2 separate regions of the Homo sapiens genome follow, and region 2 is linked to region 1. A link is a loop called in an ENCODE intact Hi-C map of the cell type or tissue named here. Cell type or tissue: Caco-2. All regions are shown on one strand. Each heading gives the region's core, and the rest is flanking DNA. Links, peaks and the distances in the headings are about the cores only. Region 1 holds the start of LOC124906031 (a long non-coding RNA gene). Region 2 overlaps LOC105374843 (a long non-coding RNA gene).

Region 1 (10,903 bases), core at 1,981-9,980:
TTCTTTCTATATATGCTGTTTCTTTTCTTTTCTTTTTTTAAAATATATTTTATATAAGTTGAACTGGTTTGTGTTCCCTGAGAAGCAGAGACTGAGGTGGTAGAAGTGTAAAAGGCTTACTGTGGAGTACACTATGAAAGAAAAGGAAAGAAGATGGGATTGGGTAAGGGGAGCCATCGATCTGCAATACAGCCCTGGTGGCCTCTGATAACCCCATAGGGAGCTCTGAAGCAAAGACCGCCCATCAAAGGAGCCCTGATTCAGGTGGAAATAGCTAGGCCTTTGTATCACTGCCTTCTTTAGTCACTGGCTGGAGCATACTCTGCAAAGAGCACGGTTGGTTACCTTTGCCTTTCTGAATTATTGGCCGAGGATGGCCTCCAAGAAGAGCATGACCTTGGCTCAAAAGCTGATGTGGACCTGAAGCATCCTGCCAAAAGCAGGACGTCGTGAGTTCATCACACTCCTCACAGCTCCACAGGGGGTCCTTTCTTAAAGGAGGACCTGAATGGTGCATTCACATTGCCATGAGTCCTATATTGTAAATGCCTTCTCCCAGTCTATGCTTATCTTTCCCAGTTTAAATGATGTCTTTTGATGGACAGCAGTTCTTGATCTTAATGTAGTCCAATTTTTCTTTTTTTCCTTTATAATAAGTTATTTTTATGTCGTTGTAAGAAACATTTGCCTACCCCAAGTTTTCTTCTAAAAGATTTATTTTTAAACCTTCCACATTTAGACCTACAATCCATCTGGAATTTTTATGAACAATATGTGAAGTAGGGGTCACAATTTATTTTGTCCATTTGACTATTCAATTGCCCTTCAAAAGACCATCTTTGCCCCCTGCCCCACCATACTGTAGGTGTCATCTTTCCCATCAATCAGGTGAACATATATATTTTGATTGGCAGCTCCTCAATGGCTAATGATGTTGAGTATCTTTTCATGTGCTTATTGGCCATTTGTATATCTTCTTTGGAGAAATGTCTATTAATATTCTTTGTTCATTTTAAAATTAGGTTATTTATCTTTTTATCATTGAGTTGTAGGAGTTCTTTATATAGTCTAGGTACAAGACCTTTATCAAACATATGATTTGTGAAAATTTCCTCCCATTCTGTGGGTTGTCTTTTCACTTTCTTGATTATGTTCTTTGAGGTACAAAGAGTTTAAATTTTGAGTAAGTCTAATTTGTTTCTTTTTTTCTTTTGTCACATGTTTTTAGTGTCATATATAATCCAAGGTCATGAAGATGTATGCCTATGTTTTCTTCTAATAGCTTTATAATTTTTTAGCTCTGACATTTAGGCTTTTGATCCATTTTGAGTTAATTTTTGTATATGGTATAAGACAGAGGTCCAACTTCATTCTCTTGCATGTGGATATGCAGTTGTTCCAGTACCATTTGCTGAAAATACTATTATTTTCCTCATTGAATTGTTTTGACACCCTTGTTGAAAATCAATTGATTATAAATACGAAGATTTGTTTCTGGATTGTCAATTCTGTTCCATTGATCTATGTCTGTCCTTATGCCAGTACCACCCTGACTTGGTTACTGTAGCTTTTTAGTAAGTTTTGAAATTGAGAATTGTGACCTCCAACCTTGTTCTTTTATCTCAACATTGTTTCGGCTACACTGGATCCAAGATGAACAAAGTGTCCTATTGCATAACATACTCCCTTCTTTCTAAGACAGTTGTGGTTTAACAAAGGTTTTGTTGCCTTCGGTTAGCCTTACCACAGGTGATTTGACAATGATCAGTCGTTCTCAGCTGGGGACAATTTTGCACCGCCCTTCCCTCCAGGGGACATTTGGTAATGTCTGCAGAGATTTTTGGTTATGACAATTGAGAAGAGGGTGCTACCCATCTAGTGGGGAGACACCAGGGATGTTGCTAAACATCCTGCAGTACACACAACAGGCCCCCACACCAAAGATTATCTGACCCAAAATGTCAATCGTGACAAGGTTCAGAAACCCTAGACAATAATTATCATGTCTTTTTTTAAAGCTTTCTATGGAAGTCCTGAGTACATGTGTGACTGTTATTTCTTTGAACTCCTTTAGCCTAGAGATACATTTTGAAAATGTTTATTTGTCAAAAATTAATGAAGGAGAATGAACATTGCTACCATTTATTGAAGACCCTTTCTGCCTTAGACACAGTGCTTAACATGTTAATGAGGCCACCAACATTCATTTCATTATTTTCTCCAGAACTTTTCTGCTTTGGGTCAAAGGTTGATATAAAGCTTCCGGAGGAAATGATGAGTACACTGCAATTTTCAAGTAAATCACATAATTCAAAGCAGAAACTATTTAGATTGAGTCTTTAGGCATGAAAATATGTAACATTTCAAAGTTGGATTTTACTCAGATGAACATGTCACATTGTGATTGATAGGAGTACAATAATTTTTCCACCCACTTTTGAAAAAGCTGGAGTCCAAAAGCAAGCCTGGTACTCATCTTCCAGCATCTAGACTCAGGCTGCCAGTAAGAACATTCCCACGATCACTCCCCTGGCCCCCAGTACAGACTCTCCCTGTCTCAGCTTGTGCTATCTTCCCTGCAGGTCTAGGGATTGAACAATGACTTGAAATTTTGAAAAATAGCACTTTCCCAGCTACAGAAAGAAAACAAAGAGAATAAAAATCCTCATAAATGTATAGGGCCATTTGACTCAGGGAGTCCGATAGCATTGTCCAGGGATCAGGGAAGTGGATAGGGATGAAATAAGCAGCTAGAAACCAGAGATGGAATAAGGGTTTTGTATTGTTAGCAAGGTCAGTGTAGGGTGCTGAGCATGAGTCTGAGGCAGTGTCCATATCCAATGGGAGAGAGCACAGCTCTCAACTGAGAACTGGCAAATGCCATATTTGCTATGCCTGCTTGAATGTCTTTTTTTTTTTTTTTTTTTTTTTGAGACTGAGTCTTGCTCTGTCACCCAGGCTGGAGTGTAGTGGCACGATTTTGGCTTGTTTCAGCTCATTGCAACCTCTGCCTCCCAGGTTCAAGTGATTCTCCTGTCTTAGCCTCCTGAATAACTGGGATTACAGGTGCCTGCCACCATGCCCAGCTAATTTTTTGTATTTTTAGTAGAGTCAGAGTTTCAACATGTTGGCCAGGCTGGTCTCGAACTCCTGGCCTCAAGTGATCCACCTGCCTCAGTGTCCCAAAGGGCTGGGATTACAGGTGTAAGCCACTGCATCCAGCCGAATATCTTGCTTTCATTGAGAAAGGCATATTAATGGGGGAAAGTTATTGGCTGTAGTTTATGTCATTTATACAGGGTTAGGACAGAGGTCATCTTATCCTTATTGGCACACACAGTGGGAAAGGGTGCACATCCAGGTGCATGTGGGCCTATGTCACCAGATTTCCACCACACCCACCTCCCCATTGTCCCGTAACACTTGGCCACTGTCTCATCTTTCCCAGTTCTCCCATCCTGGTTGGCTCAGTAGATTAGTTGATTCTCTTTTCAGGTGCCGTCTTTGAATTTTCCACACTCTTGGCGCATGCGCCTCAGCTCCTTGGATATCACCCTGACATTGAGCCCCTGGTGCTGTGCTTGGGACTGAGGGTAAATGACACAGTCAGTGTCCCCAACCCCACCGCATGGCAAAACAAATGCTGACACTTCTAATTGCCTTTTGTCAGCCGGGGAAGTGTTGAATATTACCAGGATTTCAGGCAAAATGACTGGGTAAGAGATGACTTGATACCTGACTTAAAAGAGGACACCCTGATGGGCAGAGCCCCAACTCTGACTTTGCTCTGGCTTGAGACAGTCCTCAGACAGTTCTCTTGGGTGAGGCTGCCAGATAAAACACAGGATGCCTAGTTAAATTTTAATTTCAAATAAACACGGATTTCTTTTTTAGTATAAGCAGGCCCCATTTAGCACAAGTATGTCCTATATTTTTATTTGCTAAATCTAGCAACCCTACTCGCGAGCTAATATTGGGTCGGTCACCAAGTGTACCTGACACCTTGCCGTGGGCCAGGGCTGGGCAAGAGTCAGCTCCCACCTCCCCGTGCCCCGCTACCAGCCCCGACCAGACCTGACTGCACATGCGCACTGAGCAGTACACGCCTGTGTTGAGGCCCCACGGAAGGATACCGGGAGAATGGGCGCAGTTCTCTGGCTTCTGCATGGGGAGGGCCTCCACCTCTGTCAAGGTCCTTGTGGTGGGACTTTCCACAACTGGGTTTGCGGTACTGCCAGGCAGCTAAAGAGAGTGATCAGCAGACATAGGTTTGAAGATTACCCCAAAGGCATTGCGCAAGGTCCGGCCTGGTACACCAGAACACGGCAGCAGCTGGCGCAGCCGGGCACCGAGGAGGGACCTCCCACTCCTGCCCCTTCCCGCGTGCTCTGAGTGACCCTGGGATAGAGAGAGAGGGAGAGGAGAGCCCTTGCTTCTTCCCACCCCCAGCCCACTGGCCACTCAGGAGGAACCCTGAGATGGGGTCAGAACAGGGCTAAGTGGACTCTCTTTGTTCTGCAAGTTTCCTGTGACGCAGCCCCAGCCACACCCTTCTCCCAGGGAAAGTGTCTCGTCCCGCCTGCCTTCCTAACAGGGACCCTTCTTCTGCCACTGGCCTTCCCTGTCTACCTACATGGCTGATGATTTTCATTCCTTATGAAAATAAAGCTGGCTTTAACTTATTTGTAATGTGCACACTTGATGCACAGATTCTAATAATGCCATCCTCCAATAAAAGAAACCAGGGCTCCTTGGAAATGGCCACTAAAGAAAAAAACAAAAACAAAAACAAACAAACAAACAAAAAAAGCCTTTAGACACTTAAAGTTAGTATTATTCAGAGTCTTACAGAGGAATCCAACCCCAGAGGGGTCCTTCAGAGCGTTTCTGTTAGACTGCTCCAAAGCAGTATTTCAGCCCACAGCTTATATACGGGTGATGGAGGTTCTCTGCTTGTGTTCAGAAGTCACATTACAGCAAAATCTCATCAAAGTTTGGGTGGGTAGATTACAGAGGCACAATCATTAATCTTGTCAGATGTTATCAGGCTCATTCCCAGGAAGTTACCTCTCTTGGCAGGGGAAAAGAATCTTCTTATTGCAGGCAGGCCAGATTGCTAGCAGCATGGGGTAGGTCACAACACAAGGCTGCATGCCATTCTCCTGAATAATGATTCATCTCTTGTCAGTGGGCGACCAGTACTGTGGCTTTAGCCATTGAAGAATAGTTGTCCAATTTTGAAGAATTTAGGTAGAGAGAAAGGTAAATGTTTTAATTTTGTTCACAAAAGTAAACTTTATCCAATTGTTGTAAGATAAAAATAGCTCAAAAGAAAAGAAGCATTCTTCACTTTGGAAAACAAAATATAAATAGAATCAGCAATGTTTCAAACAGAAGTCATAAAAATCACTGTAACCTTCCATCAGTTCAGCCCCATGAAAATCGTTTTAGTTCTCCATCAGTTCAGTCCCATGTAATTCTTGTTCTGATTGTTGTTTGGCAATCTTCGTAAATGCTCTCATTAGAGTTCTGGAATTTTTTGTTTAGTCCATTGATCTTAAAGTTACTAGACATCTGTGTTCAAGAGTACTTGTTAAGGCCAGTCACAGTGGCTCACATCTGTAATCCCAGAACTTTAAGAGGCCAAAGTGGGCAGATCACTTGAGGTCAGGAGTTCGAGACCAGCCTGGTGAAATCCTGTCTGTACTAAAAATACAAAAAAATTAGGCAGGCATGGTGGTGCACGCCTGTAATCCTAGCTACTTGGGAGGCCGACACATAAGACTTGTTTGAACCGGGGAGGTGGAGGTTGCAGTGAGCTGAGATCTCACCACTGCACTCCAGCCTGGGTGACAAAGCCAGACTCTGTCTCAAAAAAAAAAAAAAAAAAAAAAAAAAGAGTACTTAGAGAATAATTCAAAACAATAACTGTGGATGACAAAAACTTATAATAGCCATGGTTAAAATCTGATGAAAGTTCTCAATTGAAGAAAATGTAGTTCTTTCTATTACATATAGTATTTTAAGATAACAACCAGAATGATGACAGACAGTGGCCCATCAGGACCATCAGACTTTTATAAATTTTATTTACTCTTTAGAATGCTCACATTAATAACATCCATACTTTGGAAATGTAACTTTGGAAAACATTTAACATTACAATCAAAATTATTTGACAGATAACATATTAGAATATTTTTGAATTTATATAATTATAGAACATTTATATCAATAACATACCCATAAATATAACTGGAAGACCTAGTATCATTTATGATTTGATAATGCTTTCCTTATAATTTACCAAATAAGTCTAATCATTTAACATCTGTGCAAGATGACAGATGCTTTTTTTTTTTTTTTTAGGTTTTTCAGCAACCCCAACTGGAAAATCTCAAAGTTATGTGAAGCCAAAAAAAAAAAAAACCAATTAATTTAGGGTTTTGATCCTGGGGAAACCTGCCAAAGATGTCAAAAGGTTAAAAACATTTAATTGAAACAGAATTGCCGGTCATTGTTAAGTAATAATCATTTAGAAGTTACATTCGGGCAAAATCTCATCAAAGTTTGGGTGTAAGAGTACATCTGGTTATAGATTACAGAAGCATAATTCTTCATCCTGTCATTGTCTTATGTACAGGAAAAGGCAAGGGCTAGAATCATTGAACTTATCTTTTCTAAAAATGTGGTAATCAGGCAAGAGATGTGGGAACCTATTCTCTATCCTGCTTATCATGGTCAAAGCATTCTTCTAGAGGGCTGTGCTCAGTCACTGAGTCAGAGGTTTCTGAACGAGCAGAAGGAGCAAACGTGGCTTTTTTTTTTTTTTTTTTTGACGGTCTTACTCTGTGGCACAGGCTGAAGTGCAGTGGTGTGATCATGGCTCACTGCAGCCTTGAACTCTGAGATCAAGTGATCCTTTCACCTCAGCCTCCTGGGTAGCTGGGACTACAGGCGCATGCCACCAAGCCTGGCTAATTTTGTTTTTTATATATAAGTTTTTGTGCAGAGCAGTGGTTTCACCATGTAACCCAGGCTGGTTTGGAACTCCTGGACTCAAGTGATCCTCCCTCTTTACAGCAAGGGCCAACTATGTGACTAGTCAGAGGCAGATGTTCGCTATTTTTTCTCATAAAGGAAAGATTGATTTTAGGACAGGCAGGAAATGTACAAGATGAGATGAGCCTGGAGCATCATGTAGTGCCAGAAAGTAAGGAAGTGTTTTATACACACACACACACACACACACACACACACACCAACTCACATTGATGGGAAGAGGTCAAAGGAGCACAGGAGCCAATTGAAAGAGCTCCTAAAGGCCAAAGCTGGAACAATTTGAGCAACAAAATAAAGTAATATGGGACTATAACCCAAAGTGTGAGATAAATATTTATGAGTTATACTAATAAAAATAAATGATTGAATTTTAAAATGGAGAAGTGACAGATCTCCCAGTAGAAAAGTCTAAATAACTTATGTAGATAGTTCATCCTCAAGAAGGTAGAGGATAACTCTCGCCTCCTCCATGTGGGCTCTGCATAGTGACTTCCTTCAAAGCATACATGTGTGTGAAAGAGGAAAACAAGAATAACTACAGTGGAGAAACTTCACAAACACTACTTCAGCCAGGTGATCAAGGTTAACATCAAGTGATAAGTAATGCTAATAGTATGCACTCTTGATATGATGTGACGAGAATGGCCCTTTACCTCTGTAGTCTTTCTCCGAATAACCCGTAACCACAGTCTAATCATGAGAAAAACATCAGACAAATCCCAATGGAGGGGTAATCCACAATCTACCTGAAAAGTACTCCTCAAAACTGTTGGCTGGGAGCGGTGGCTCATGCCTGTAATCTCAGCATTTTGGGAGGCCGAGGCAGGTGGATCACTTGAGCCCAGGAGTTCGAGACCAGCCTGGCCAACATGGTGAAACCCCGTCTCTACAAAAAATACAAAAATTAGCCAGGTGTGGTGGCATGCACCTGTAATCCCAGCTACTTGGGAGGCTGAGGTATGAGAATCGCTTAAACCCAGAGGCAGAGGTTGCAGTAAGCTGAAATCACTCCATTGCTCTCTAGCCTGGGTGACAGAGTGAGACACTGTCTCAAAAAAAAAAAAAAAAGAAAAAAGAGAATAAAAATTTAAAAAAAAATTTAACTGTCAGCATCATCAAAAACAAGAAAAAGACAAGGAAAGCCTAAAGAAACATGACAACTAAATGTAATCTGATATTCTGGATGGAATCTTAGTACAGAAAAGGGACATTAGGTAACAACTAAAGGAAATCTGAGGCTGGGGGCAGTGGCTCACGCCTGTGATCTCAGCATTTGGAAGGCTAAGGTGGGTGAATCTCTTGAGCCCAGGAGTTCAAGACCAGCCTGGACAACATGGTGAAACCCTGTCTATACAAAAAATACAAAAATTAGCAGGATGTGGTGATGCATGCCCGTAGTCCCAGCTACACGGTAGGCTAAGGTGGGAGGATCGTTTGAGCCCAGGAAGTTGAGGCTGCAGTTACCTGTGATCACACAACTGCATTTGAGCGACAGCAAGACCCTGTCTCAAAAACAACGATAAAACTGAATGAAGCATGTACCTTAGTTAATAATGCATCAATATTTGTTCATTAATTGTGACAAATGTATCATGTTAATATAAGTTGTTGATAATAGGGAAAGCTGGGAGTGGAGTATATAGGAATTTTGCACCATCTTTTCAAGTTTTCTGTAAATACAAAACTATTCTAAAATGAAAGGGTTATTTTTTAAAAAAGACAAAGGTAGGGGGAAGCTGGCTTTATTGAGTTTTCTGATTATGAAAATAAATATGCAAATTCAAGCAATACAGAAAATACAAAAGCAAAAGTAGCAATTACTTGAAATCTTAGCCTGCCTTTAACATTTTGGTAACTCCTCCCAGTCTGTGTCTAATGTCCACAGAGTTGAATGTGAAAATTTTTATGTAAATCAGATCCTACATGAATTGCTATCCTATCACCTGGTTTTTTCTCCACACAACAAAACATTTGTGTGTATTTAAAGGTTATCTTTAAATGCTAGTATAGAGCTACCTCATTATTTTAATAGTTTATAGTATTCTATAATATTATAATCCACCTGAGAAAGCTTATTTGCCATTTAAGTGTGTTTATTTTCTCCTCTGAAAAACACTGCATTCACATGCATATACAAACATCCTTGAACCTGTCCTTTGGTATTCATGGGGGCTTGGATCCAGGACCTCTCATGGATACCAATATTCCTGGATCTTCAAGTCCCTGATATAGAGTAGCAAAGTATTTGCATATAACCTATGCACATCCTCCAGTGTACTTTAATTCATCTCTAAATTACTTATAATGGCTAGTACAATGTAAATTCTATGTAAATTGTTGTTATACTGTATTGTTTAGGAAATTACAAGAAAAGAAGTCTGAATATGTTCAGAACAGACACAGTTTTTGTTTGTTTGTTTGTTTGTTTGTTTGTTTTTGAGGCAGTCTCGCTCTTTTGCCCAGGCTGGAATGCAGTGGCACAATTTTGGCTCACTGCAACTTCCACCTCCCCAGTTCAAGTGATTCTCTTGCCTCAGCCTCCCGAGTAGCTGGGACTATAGGCGTGTGCCACCACGCCCGGCTAATTTTTTGTGTGTTTGTTTTTTTTTAGTAGAGATGGGGTTTAACCATGTTAGCCAGATGATCTCAATTTCTTGACCTTGTGATCCACCCACCTCGGCCTCCAAAAGTGCTGAGATTACAGGCATGAGCCACTGTGCCTGGCCACAGTTTTTTTTTTTTTTAAGTGAATGTTTTTGATCTGAGATTGGCTGAATCTACAGATGCAGAACCCATGGATCTGGACAGCCGACTGTACTTACATAAACTCCTGGATCTGGAGAGCCAACTGAACTTACATAAATTCCTGGATCAGGGAATGAACATTTACTATCTTGGTAGAGATTGCCAGGTAGCCTACAGAAGCATTGCTTCATTTTTCACTCCCATCACCAGTGCATGACAGTACCTGTTTCCCCACACCTTGCCAATATTGCATGTTGTCATTCTTCTTAATATTTGTCAATCTGATAGTCGAAGATAGCTGCTGATTTCCATCTAGTGTTGTTGGCCTATCTTTCAAGCCTGTGTTCCCACATTTCTGTTGTGAAATTACCATACTTACTCCATGTTCTAGCCTTTAACTGGCCCGTCGGTCCAATGGTTGAGTCAAGCCACTAGAAAAAGATCTTGGAAGTCAGGGCCATTATAATTCAAGATTTCCTTTCCCTTTCCAGGGCCTCAAGTATTCTGGGAAGGTACAGGGCAGCCAAAAAAAATTATTGTTGAAATGAATAGCCCTAAGCCAATGACTGCATGAAGGGTGAGTGTGTTGTTGGGGCCTGAGTAGCTGGGAATTGAGTGTGTTCAGCAGGGTGGCCCTTTGTAGACCAGGCTCCTTACTTGGGAGGGGCTCCACAGCCCCCAGGAAGATGGTGCTGCCTGAATGGACATGTTTTCCTGGGGGACCCATTCCCTGGTCACAACTGATTGAACCAGAGGAGGGAACTGATCCAAGCTGAGCATTCAGATTCTCTCTCTGGAATTTGAAATAACAGACACAGAAACCAGTTAAGTAATGTGGGCCATTGGAGTTGTAAGATCAGGGAGAGTTGAGGCCATTTTTGGTACCATGGTAACCCAAAACAATGAGTTATTGCAGATTAGGAGATTTTCAAGGCCATAAAACAAGCTAAGAGAGGCAGAAATGAGGAACACGGGGAGGGAGGGATTGAGAGAAAGAATCAGAGAATAAAAAGCTGTGTGGCTTCCCCAGGTCCTGTGGGCCCTGGCTATATTTCTTGGAGGTGTGCTCCCTGGGGTTACCTTGTGTGCATCTTCA
Region 2 (10,903 bases), core at 1,448-9,447, 52 kb before region 1:
TGTTCCCTCAGGAATTAATGACTGTCAGGCTGTTTTCCAGTTTTTGGTGTTGGGGAGAAAATCTTTGGGTCAGTCTAGAATACCCTTGCAATCATGAACTTCATTTGAGCCTGACCCAAAAATGTGTCTGATGAGTCGTCTTTTTTTTTTTTTTTTGAGATGGAGTCTCACTTTTGTTGCCTAGGCTGGAGTGCAATGGCACGATCTCAGCTCACTGCAACCTGCGCCTCCCAGGTTCAAGCAATTCTCCTACCTCACCCTCCCAAGTAGCTGGGATTACAGGTGCCTGACACCATACGCAGCTAATTTTTGTATTTTTAGTAGAGACGGGGTTTCGCCATGTTGGCCAGGTTGGTCTCGAACTCCTGACCTCAGGTGATCCACCTGCCTCAGACTCCCAAAGTGCTGGGATTACAGGCATGAGCCACTGCGCCTGGCCTGATGAGTCATCTTAAAAAGTCCTCTCATCAGACAGATTTTTATGAACTGACGAGAAAAGATGTCCCAGGTAGAGTCAAGTGAAAGAGGCACAGTGAGTAACAGACAGCACAGTGTGGGTATGCGCACACTTGGCCACACACTTGCACAGAAACACAGACGAAATCTGGAAGAATGTACTAAGAACTGGAAACACCGAGTGTATCTGGAAAGCAAAATGATGTGTGAATTTTTGACTTCTAAAATAAGAATGCTGGCCGGGCATGGTGGCTCACACCTGTAATCCCAGCACTTTGGGAGGCCGAGGCAGGTGGATCATTTGAGGTCAGGAGTTTGAGACCAGCCTGGCCAACATGGTGAAACCCTGTCTCTACTAAAAATACAAAAAAGTTAGCCAGGTGTGGTGGTGCGCACCTGTAATTCCAGCTACTCGGGAGGCTGAAGCAGGAGAATTGCTTGAACCTGGGAGGCAGAGGTTGCAGTGAGCTGAGATCTTGCCACCGCACTCCAGCCTGAATGGCAGAGTAAGACTCTGTCTAAAAAAAATTAAAAACTAAAAAATAAAATGAAATAAGAATGTACATCCATCTCTTGATTTATGTGGTCAGTCCTAAAATGTGTCCATTCACTCAAAATGCTTACTGCAAAACTTCAGAATGAAGATTCTCATACAAAATACGGAAAACGTGAGTGGTATGTTCCAGTTGATGGAAAACAACATATTCAGACTGTCCTTTTTGTCATCTATTAAATGTAGCCAGTAAACAACCCATAAAAATATATATTAATGATTATCAGGAAACAAAAAGTCCCCAGGCAAAGACTAATGAAGTGGCAGGTGGTGTGGCCAGCCTATGACCACGAACTATGTGTTCCTCTATTTTCTCCATTTTAGAAAATCTTGTTTCCAAAATGTTTGTCATGGGTGACGTTTCAGTCTTTGTCCTTTTAAAAATGTTGTGGCTCTGTTGTTTGATAAAGTGACATTTGATTGAAAGATGAAGACGGAGGCCATTTCTCTAAGGGCTGGCAACTTTTGATGATAAATATTTGGCCATGTATTCACCCAGGGCCTCCCAAGGGTATGACTTGCTAGTTGCTAGTCACATAGCCCTACAAGGTAAACCCTGAGAAATGCATGTCACAGAGTGTCATCTCAGACCACCTGGAGGATGCAGTCCCCAGGCTAAGGAAGCCCAAGGCTGGCTGAGAGTTCACTTCACATCACGTGGTACATTTGCTTGTCTCCAGGTCACATGCCTGAACTTCCTGGTCAGAAAAAGGCCCCAAAAAAGTGGGCAGGCAGGTTATTCCAAAACAAGCTTCTATATCTTTTATTTTATTATTTATTTATTTATTTTCAGAAAAAGCCTCGCTCTGTCGCCCAGGCTGGAGTGCAGTGGCGCGATCTCAGCTCACTGCAACCTTCACCTCCCAGGTTCAAGAGATTCTCCTGCCTTAGCCTCCCGAGTAGCTGGGATTACAGGCATGCGCCACCACGCCCAGCTAATTTTTGTATTTGTAGTAGACACAAACACCATGTTGGCCAGGCTGGCCTAGAACCCCTGACCTCAAGTGATCCACTCACCTCGGCCTCACAAAGTACTGGGATTATAGGTGTGAGCCACCGCCTACATATTTTAAAGGAATTAATTTCTTTAATCATTTTTTCTAAAATGTGTATACATTAATCTTGAGTGAACTGGTTAATCAGTAACAGTCCTACTTAACAAAATTTTAAAAGGAGAAGCTCAGGCTCCTGGGTGTCCATGTTTTCATTAGTTGATTTGTTCATTTAGTCACCCAGCTTTGGCTCATTACTGACTGTGATGCTCTAGACCCCATCCTGGAAGGGTGCAGAAGGCATGATGGCACGTAAGCCAAGGCCCAAACCACCAGCACACGCCTCATCCTCTCATCGACTCACAAAACACAAACTCAAAGAGAAAATCATTAAAAATTTCAAGATAAGCCAGGCACAGTGGCTCACGCCTGTAATCCCAGCACTGTGGGGGGCCAAGGCGGGTAGATAACCTGAGGTCAGGAATTTGAGACCAGCCTAGCCAACATGGTGAAACACTGTCTCTACTAAAAATACAAAAATAGCCGGGCATGGTGGCAGGTGCTTGTAATCTGAGCTACTTGGGAGTCTGAGACAGGAGAATTGCTTGTACCTGGGAGGCGGAGGTTGCAGTGAGCCGAGACTTTGCCATTCCCCTCTAGCCTGGGCAACAAGAGCGAAACTCCATCTCAGGGTAAAAAACATTCAAGATAATCAACTCAGAGCATTAAACCCCAAACGTGAGGCCTTTTAAGTGAGGGCCTCACACTGGTCTCAAACATGACCAGCCCTGCTTTATGTTATAATTATCCTTGCACATTGTGTAAGTCAAACCTCCTCAATATAATCAGTGTTTCCCTGAAGGCAGCTCATTCCAGGGCTGGCCCACGAGATGCCGTTTGGTGATATGTGAACAGGCATTTTAAACATTTTAATAGTTTAGTATTGATTTTGATGTGCATTAGAAAAATATGTGATTATCACATTCCATCTATTAAGATAATTGCACAGGGGTACATAGACTCCCTTAGGAGCAAACTTACTGCAGGTAAAAAAATTAGTTACTCTAAAGAAAAATATTAAGTATTTGCTGGGCACAGTGGCTCATGCCTGTCATCTCAGCACTTTGGGAGGCTGAGTCAGGAGGATTGTTTGAAGCCAGGAGTTTGAGGCCAGCCTGCGCAACAAAGCAAGTTCTTGTCTCTAAAAAATGTTTAATAATTAGCCAGACCTGGTGGCACATGCCTGTAGTCCCAGCTACTCTGGAGGCTGAGGTGGGAGGATCGCCTGAGCCCTGGAGGTTGAGGCTGCAGTGAGCTATGATGGCACTATTGCACGCTAGCCTGGGCGACAGAGTGAGACCCCTTCTAAAAAATAAAAGTATTAAGTAAATGATAGTACCTGTAGCGAAATATGGGAAGATGGTACTCAGAGTTTGAGAAATACTACCCAAGACTGTGAGTTCTTTAAGGTGTGGAAGGCATGGGGGCAGCTTAACACTATGCTTGGTGGGTCAATCAGCAGGGGTAGACCTCTTGCTCACCCCTGATCCAGCATCCCAGCGCAGAAATGGTGATATCCCTGGGGGTCTACCGTCCCCCATGGGTTGGGGCAGCAGGCCCATGGAATAGGGAGATGCCCGGCCCAGCACACTGACTCAGCAGCTATAACTCAACATGCTGACCCAGCAGCTATAGTGGGAGGGGATCAGGGCAGCCAGTGGTCTATGGGCTCCGGGGTAGAGGGTGGGGGCCCAGGTGCCTGTGAGGGTCTGCACTGATATTGGTATCCTCGTGCCTGATGGAGCACGGACGTCAATAGAGAACAAAAAACAGGATGACATGCCGAAAGAGAGAGACCGTGGAGGAAAGGAGAAAGCTTTACATTTTAGCACTTTCAGCAACACCTTTTTCTCCCTTTTTAAACAGGGTGCCCACGGTTTCATTCTGCACTGAGCCCCACAAGTTATGTAGCATGTCCTGACCCAAAGCAGCATGTGTCAGGTCTCACTGGGCACATGTCAGGTACAGTTTCCAGGAAGCACTAGAGGATGTGTCTCCTGGTGGTTTCAGGATCCAGAGAAGCTTTGTGGTAGATGCGGCGTCTGTGTTGGGCTTTGGAGCCAGAGGCGATTAAGACCTGCAGGGCTGGGAGAAGACACACCTTGTGGAAATGCCTGGGGTGGGACACTGAGGCTCTGCCTGGAGGATTGCCAAGGTGTGGTCTGGCTGGAGCACAGGTGGGAGATGGGTCAGGAGGTGGGGATGGGAGAGAGGCCCAGGAAAAATAATCCAAGGCTGGGACGGGGCAGGATTTGGCTTCTCATGGTGTTCATACAAGTAACATGTAACAGATTCCTTTCTAAACTTTTAGAGGCCAGGGACTGAATTTTCGCAAGACATAATTTATGAGAAGAGAGTGAGACAAGCAGAGCAGGGTGTGGGGAGAGTTAAGAGCAAGCAAGGCCAGATGCGTTATCCAGGCCAAGAAAGGAGGATCGATTGCAGTTGTCTCCAAAGTTTTTTGGTTATGCACTCATAAAATATTTTTGAGCACACTCCCTAATATGTGTATCTGCTTCTGCATCAATTGTATACTTGCACAACATTATTATTTCTGATGGATGTTATAAAACAAAAGCAAAAACAGAACTTTTAAAAAGGTCATTAAAAATGAGCATAAAAGGCCTGTCAACCATCCTCCCTCTGCCCGGCAGTGGACCGTCAGCTCCTGCCTGTTGGGGATCTCCAGGCTGGCGTTGTGTCTGGAGGCAATTTGCCTGTTTTTATGTCCCCTGTGGCAGCTCGAGACTCTCTTCCCAGATCTTCTCAAGTAGATTGAGGCTGGGTCTCTGGGAAATTTATGTTTTATATGTGTGTGCAGAGCCAGGCAGATGCAAGACAGGGGTGGGGGAGGCAGATGCTGAGTTAGCTGAGTGTCAGGGAAGATCTCAGAGGGGAGTATCAGGGGACCCTCGCAACAACCCAAATTGTTGCCTCTAGGTTGTTAGGGGATGCTGAGAAATCCAGTAACTTGCCAAAGTCACACAGCTGGAGCCAGGATTTGAACCCAGGTTTGGCCAACTCCAGAATCTCCCCTTGTGAACTTTGGGTTCAGTGCCACTGTCAGTGCAGAGCTGGCCATTCCTGGATAAGGCAGGGCACTGGGACTTCTGGAATTGGCACCTTGTCCAGGAGTGCACAAGGGTGTCTCCCACAGCCACCAGGACCTCCAACTCAGGGCTCACTGTGGGGTGGGCTGGCAGGCTGGGGAGCATGGCAGGATAAATTGTCCCTCCCTCTCCCCTCAGGTGGAAAACTCTGAGGAACATTCCCTGTCCTCTCCCAGAGGTGCCCCCAGGTGGGCCTCTGTAACTTAGTGGGAACCCACTTATTAGCACCCCCGTATAGGCTTCTGTCTCTTCCCTTCTATCCCTTCCTTGTCCCACTCCCCACTCCTGGTATCCCTTCTTTAAAAACTACTTGCACACAAATCCTTGTCCTGGCGTCACCTTCTGGGGAGCCCAATGTGAGCAGCCTGCCTGGGAGGGAGCCCTGGGTCTGGAATTCGACCATGGAGCTTGCGTGCCCTGCTCTCTTCTCCTAGGCCATGGCCGACATTACCAATCAATTGCAGCATTGTTTTCTAGAAGCCCAGAGTTCTCAACAGGGCACTTCAAATACATATATATATACATATATATATATATTTTTTTTTTGAGATGGAGTTTCGCTCTTGTTGCCCAGTCTGGAGTGCGATGGCACTATCTCAGCTCACTGCAACCTCTGCCTCCCAGGTACAAGCTATTCCCCTGTCTCAGCCTCCCAAGTAGCTCAGATTACAGGCATGCACCACCACGCCTGGCTAATTTTTTTTGTATTTAGTAGAGACAGAGACCGGTTTCACCATGTTAGTCAGGCCGGTCGCGAACTCCTGAACTCAGGTGATCCATCCACCTCGGCCTCCCAAAGTGCTGGGATTAAAGGCGTGAGCCACCACGCCCGGTCCAAACCAGTATTAAACAATTGTTTGGAGGTGAAAAGTGAGTTGAAACCTATTTGCCAGGGACAGAGTCTAACTGGAATGCCTGCAGAGGAATATGCCCCTTGATTCCAGCACTTAGTGTGAAGTTAACTGATGCCCAGGATAGCAGAACAGGGTCAGGTGAACAGGAAAGAGGAGGCTTCTCCTCATGCACAGAGCACCCCTACCCAGACAGCTTTGGTGACAAGTCCCAGCAGGCCACAGGAATGGAGAACGGCAGTTAGAGGTGACATTAATACCATTCATTAAGTGCCTGATGAGCTAGGCCTTGGGCTGAGGCCCCTTATGTCATTATCACCAATCCTCTTGCCAACGATTCTCCTGGGTCCTCAGTAGGAGGGGACAGTATCAGATGCCAACGGAGGGCTATCTGACGTGAAGCCTCTGTTCTCCCCACCGCACCGCGCTGGGCCTTGAAATTCAGCCCCCAGATTGACCAAACTTCTTCTTATTCAGCATCACACCTTCGGTGACCATACATCCCAGTCTATCCATGGTGGTCTAACTCTCACAGAATTTCCTGCTTTTCAGTCCAGCATTAGGGCAAGAAGCGTATACAGCCAGCAGCATTTGCTGGATTTTCAACATGAATACAATTGCAAACCAGAGAAACAGCATTTGTGAGACTATGTGTCTGATTCTTTTTTTAATTGACAAATGACAAATGATATTTATGCTTTCCAACATGAAGTTTTGATATAAGTGTATATTGTGGAATGGTTAAATGAAGCTAATTAATATATTTACCACCTCACCTACTTATTGTTATGATAAGAACATTTAGCATCTACTGTCTTGGCAATTTTCGGACATACTATACATTACTATTAACTACGGTCACCACACTATACAACAGATCTCTTGAACTTGTTCCTCCTAACTGAACTTTTGTGTCCTTTGACTAATGTCTCCCCAATACCATCCTACCCCATGCCACTATTCTACTCCTAATTTCTATTAAATTATTTTTTTAGATTCCACAAAGAAGTGAGAACATGCAGTATCTGTTTCTCTGTTACTGGCTTATTTCACTTAACGTCATGTCCTCCAGGTTCACCCCTGTTGTCACAAATGACAGGATTTCCTTCTTTTTAAAGGCTGCATAGTATTGTATTATAAACACATATCACTCGCCAGGCGCGGTGGCTCATGCCTGTAATCCCAGCACTTTGGGAGGCTGAGGCAGGCAGATCACGAAGTCAGGAGATCAAGACCATCCTCACTAACATGGTGAAACCCCGTTTCTACTAAAAATACAAAAAAATTAGCCGGACATGGTGGTGGGCACCTGTAGTCCCAGCCACTCGGGAGGCTGAGACAGGAGAATGGCGTGAACCCAGGAGGTGGAGCTTGCAGTAAGCTGAGATCGCACCACTGCACTCCAGCCCGGGCAACAGACGAGACTCCATCTCAAAAAAAAAAAAAAAATCACCTTTTTTTAATTCATTCATTGATGGCATGTCCTGGTTTTTAAACTTAGAGACTGTGATCATCCTTAAGTCTGGGCTTCTGTAGGCCTTTCTGGTGGGGTCTTCTTCTTGTAGGGTTGAGATAGCTAGGCCTTGGGAGAATAGAATTGCTTCCTATCTGGAAGGTGAGATATACAAGCTCAACACATTTGCATGTGTTCTCTCTGCATCTAAAGCATTTCTGGTAAGTGCTTTTTTTTTTAATATTTAAGTGTTTCTGCATTTCCATACAATTTGAATTTATTAGCACTCAGCCCAGCTTGTAAGCAGCTCTGTTTCCTCTGCTTGGGGATGCTGCATCCTAGGCAAGAGAGGCTCCTGGGAGAAGCTGCAGGCACCCACCAGAAACCAAGGCTCACTGCGGAAGCCTTGCCCAATCTCCCCTCCACTCTCCCACGTGGCAGTTCCCAAAAACCCAGCTCTATGTAGACATGGCTTTTGCCTTTGTTTGTTTTTGAAATGGAGTCTTGCTCTGTAGCCCAGGCTGGAGTGCAGTGGATCGATCTTGGCTCACTGCAACCTCCACCTCCCAGGTTCAAGCGATTCTCCTACCTCAGCCTCCCGAGTAGCTGGGACTACAGGCACGCACCACCACGCCCGGCTTATTTTTTGTACTTTAGTAGAGACTGGGTTTCACCGTGTTAGCCAGGATGGTCTCGATCTCCTGACCTCGTGATCCACCCGCCTCGGCCTCCCAAAGCGCTGGGGTTACAGGCGTGAGCCACGGCGCCCGGCCGACTTTTGCGTTTGTAAGGACAGGGAATCTTTCCAGCATTCCAGATTAAAGGCACACCCTTCAACGCCCCCTGGAATGATGACTAAAAGATCAAGCTGGATGCCCCCCAGGACTAAGAGAGATGACAGCCAGAGGCTCCTGGAACACAGTTCCTTGTGTTTGGCACACTCACAGCTCACTGCAGCCACAATCTCCCGGACTCAGCCCCCTACCCAAGTAGCTGGGACTATAGGCACATGCTGCCATGCCCGGCTAATTTTTTAATTTTTTTCCTTGTGTTTGGCTGTGCTGGCTCCACTAGATACTATTCTCCCTCGGGTGTCACTTCACACCTCTCTGGTCTTCCATCCCACTGCTAGCCCGAGATGGCCATATTTGAAGTTCTGGTTTGCCATTAGAGAAGTCTTGGTTGACCTCAACTGTAAAGTGGGGATTCAGGCCCCTCCTTCTTAGAGATGATATAAGATTTAATGAAATGGGAGAGAACCTGGGAGAGCTCTCCCAGTGAGGCCTGCCCTCGGGGTGGGGGGAACGGGCTGCCCCAGGAGAGGGGGCAGAGGCTGATGGCATGTGTTAACTGCCTCAGTGTTAACTGTGAATGGGAACGGTTGTATCTCCTTCACAAGGTATTCTCGTAAAATGCAGATAAAACCAGCCTGACCAAGGTGGAGAAACCCCATCTTTACTAAAAATACAAAATTAGCTGGGTGTGGTGGCGCTTGCCTGTAATCTCAGCTACTCGGGAGGCTGAGGCAGGAGAATCACTTGAACCTGGGAGGTGGAGGTTGTGGTGAGCTGAGATTGCACCATTGTACTCCAACCTGGGCAACAAGAGTGAAACTCCATCTCAAAAAAAAAAATGCAAATAAAAAACTCTACGCAGAAGAATCTGCCCAATAAATGGAGGCAATTAGTTTTCCATTGCTGACAATTGCCCTCTGTCATCCATTCATTCACTCGGTGACATTTATTGAGCTCTTACTATGTGCCCCGTCTCTGTTCTAGGCTCTAGGATGCAGCAGTGAACAAAACAGACGAGTCTACAGAGTTGACATGACATGCAGGGGCCATGGAGAAGGCGAGAACTGTGGAAACGTCGTTGTTGAGTATGTCAAATGGTGATGTGTGCTGTAAAGAAGGAGTGAAGCTGGACTCAGAGCGGACAGGAAGACAGGGGTAGGGGTAGGTCTGGGCTTTTGTACAGGGTGATCTGAGAAGGCCACTTTGACAAGGTGATATGTAAAGTGAGGACACAAGCCCTGTGACTATGTGGGCACAACTCTCCTAGGAAAAGGGAGCAGCAAAGTGCATGGACCCCAAAGCAGGAATGAATATGCTCAGTGCGTCCAAGGAAGAGCCGGGACCAGCAGAGCTCAAGTGGAGTGAGCGTGGGGAAAGAGCGGACCCGGTCAGAGGGGTGCTGGGGACCAGACAACGTCACGCGTCATGGCCATCGCTAAGGATTTGGGGTTTTACTTTGCATGAGATGAAAAGCCACAGGAGGGTTTTGAATAGAGGAGTAGAATGATTTGACTTGAGTTTTTAAAAGGTTTACTCCAGCTGCTTGGTGGAGAGTGGATGGTGCAGGTGAGGGCAGAGGCAGGGAAACCAGTTAGGAGGCTGCTGCAGCGACGTGGGAGAGGACTGTGGGTGGTTTGGGCCATATTAGAAGCAGTGGTAAGAAACACTGAGCTCTGGATGTGTTCTGAAGGTATGCCAACGTGATTTACTAACCGATCCATGAAGGGCATGAGAGGAAGAGAGCAATCAAAAATGACCCCCAGGGTTTTTGTCTGAGCATCTGGAGTTGCCCTTATTTGAGAGTTAGAAGACCAAGAGGGCCGGGTGTAGTGGCTCACGTCTGTAATCCCGGCACTTTGGGAGGCCGAGGCAGGTGGATCACTTGAGGTCAAGAGTTGGAGACCAGCCTGGCCAACGTGGTGAAACCCCGTCTCTACTAAAAATACAAAAAATAGCCAGGCATGGTGGTGGGCATCTGTAGTCCCAGCTACTCAGGAGGCTGAGGCAGGAGAATCGCTTGAACCCGGCAGGCGGAGGTTGCAGCAAGCCAAGATCGTGCCACTGCACTCCAGCCTGGGTGGCAGAGCAAGACTCCGTCTCAAAACAAAACAAAACAAAAAACAAGAGGAACACATTAGGTGGATAGGAGATGTCGTTTGGGTGCAGCCAGGCTGGGTGGCTCACACTTGTAATCCCAGCACTTTGGGAGGCCCAGGTGGGAGGACTGTTTGAGCCCAGGAGTTGGAGACCAGCCCGGCTAACATAGCGAGACTCCATCCCTACAGAAAAATTAAAAAATTAGCCGGGCATGGCGGCATGTGCCTGTAGTCCCAGCGACTTGGGTGGGGGGCTGAGTTCAGGAGGTTTTGGCTGCAGTGAGCTGTGATCACACCGCTGCACTCCAGCCTGGGCATTAGAGCAAGACCTTGTCTTAAAAAAAAAACAACGAAAGTTTGAATTGCCCATTAGACATCCAAGTAGAAAGGTCGAGTTTTAAGTTGGGTATAGAAGTCTGGAGTTTGGGGTAAAGGTCTGGGCTGGAGATCTAGCTTTAGGAGTCCTTCAGTCCTAGAGAGAGGGTGAAGTCAGGAAGGAATGACAGAGGAAGCACCCAGGCCTGGACCTTGGGACCCT

Evidence for each region. Hi-C counts contacts between places; a loop is a spot of excess contacts. Peaks named below come from ENCODE experiments on the same cell type or tissue, not always from the same donor. Only the 100,000 strongest peaks of a DNase experiment are listed, where the experiment ranks them.
Region 2: a loop joins it to region 1, with 7 times the contacts of the local background. A loop is called at or near these places in 6 of 110 quality-filtered maps.

Annotation. Positions count from the first base shown.
Region 1 is chr2:85,930,139-85,941,041 of GRCh38, reverse strand. LOC124906031 (a long non-coding RNA gene) reads left to right here and starts at 3,491. Exons shown (of 2, transcript XR_007087120.1): 1 at 3,491-3,716; 2 at 6,370-6,414. In Caco-2, for the core only: no CTCF peak of the experiment used is centred there; DNase peaks (open chromatin) are centred at 5,111 and 6,793.
Region 2 is chr2:85,981,840-85,992,742 of GRCh38, reverse strand. LOC105374843 (a long non-coding RNA gene) reads left to right here. Exons shown (of 3, transcript XR_940318.3): 3 at 9,254-10,903. Among named protein-coding and RNA genes, the nearest start is that of ST3GAL5-AS1, 98 kb to the right of the region's middle. In Caco-2, for the core only: no CTCF peak of the experiment used is centred there; no DNase peak of the experiment used is centred there.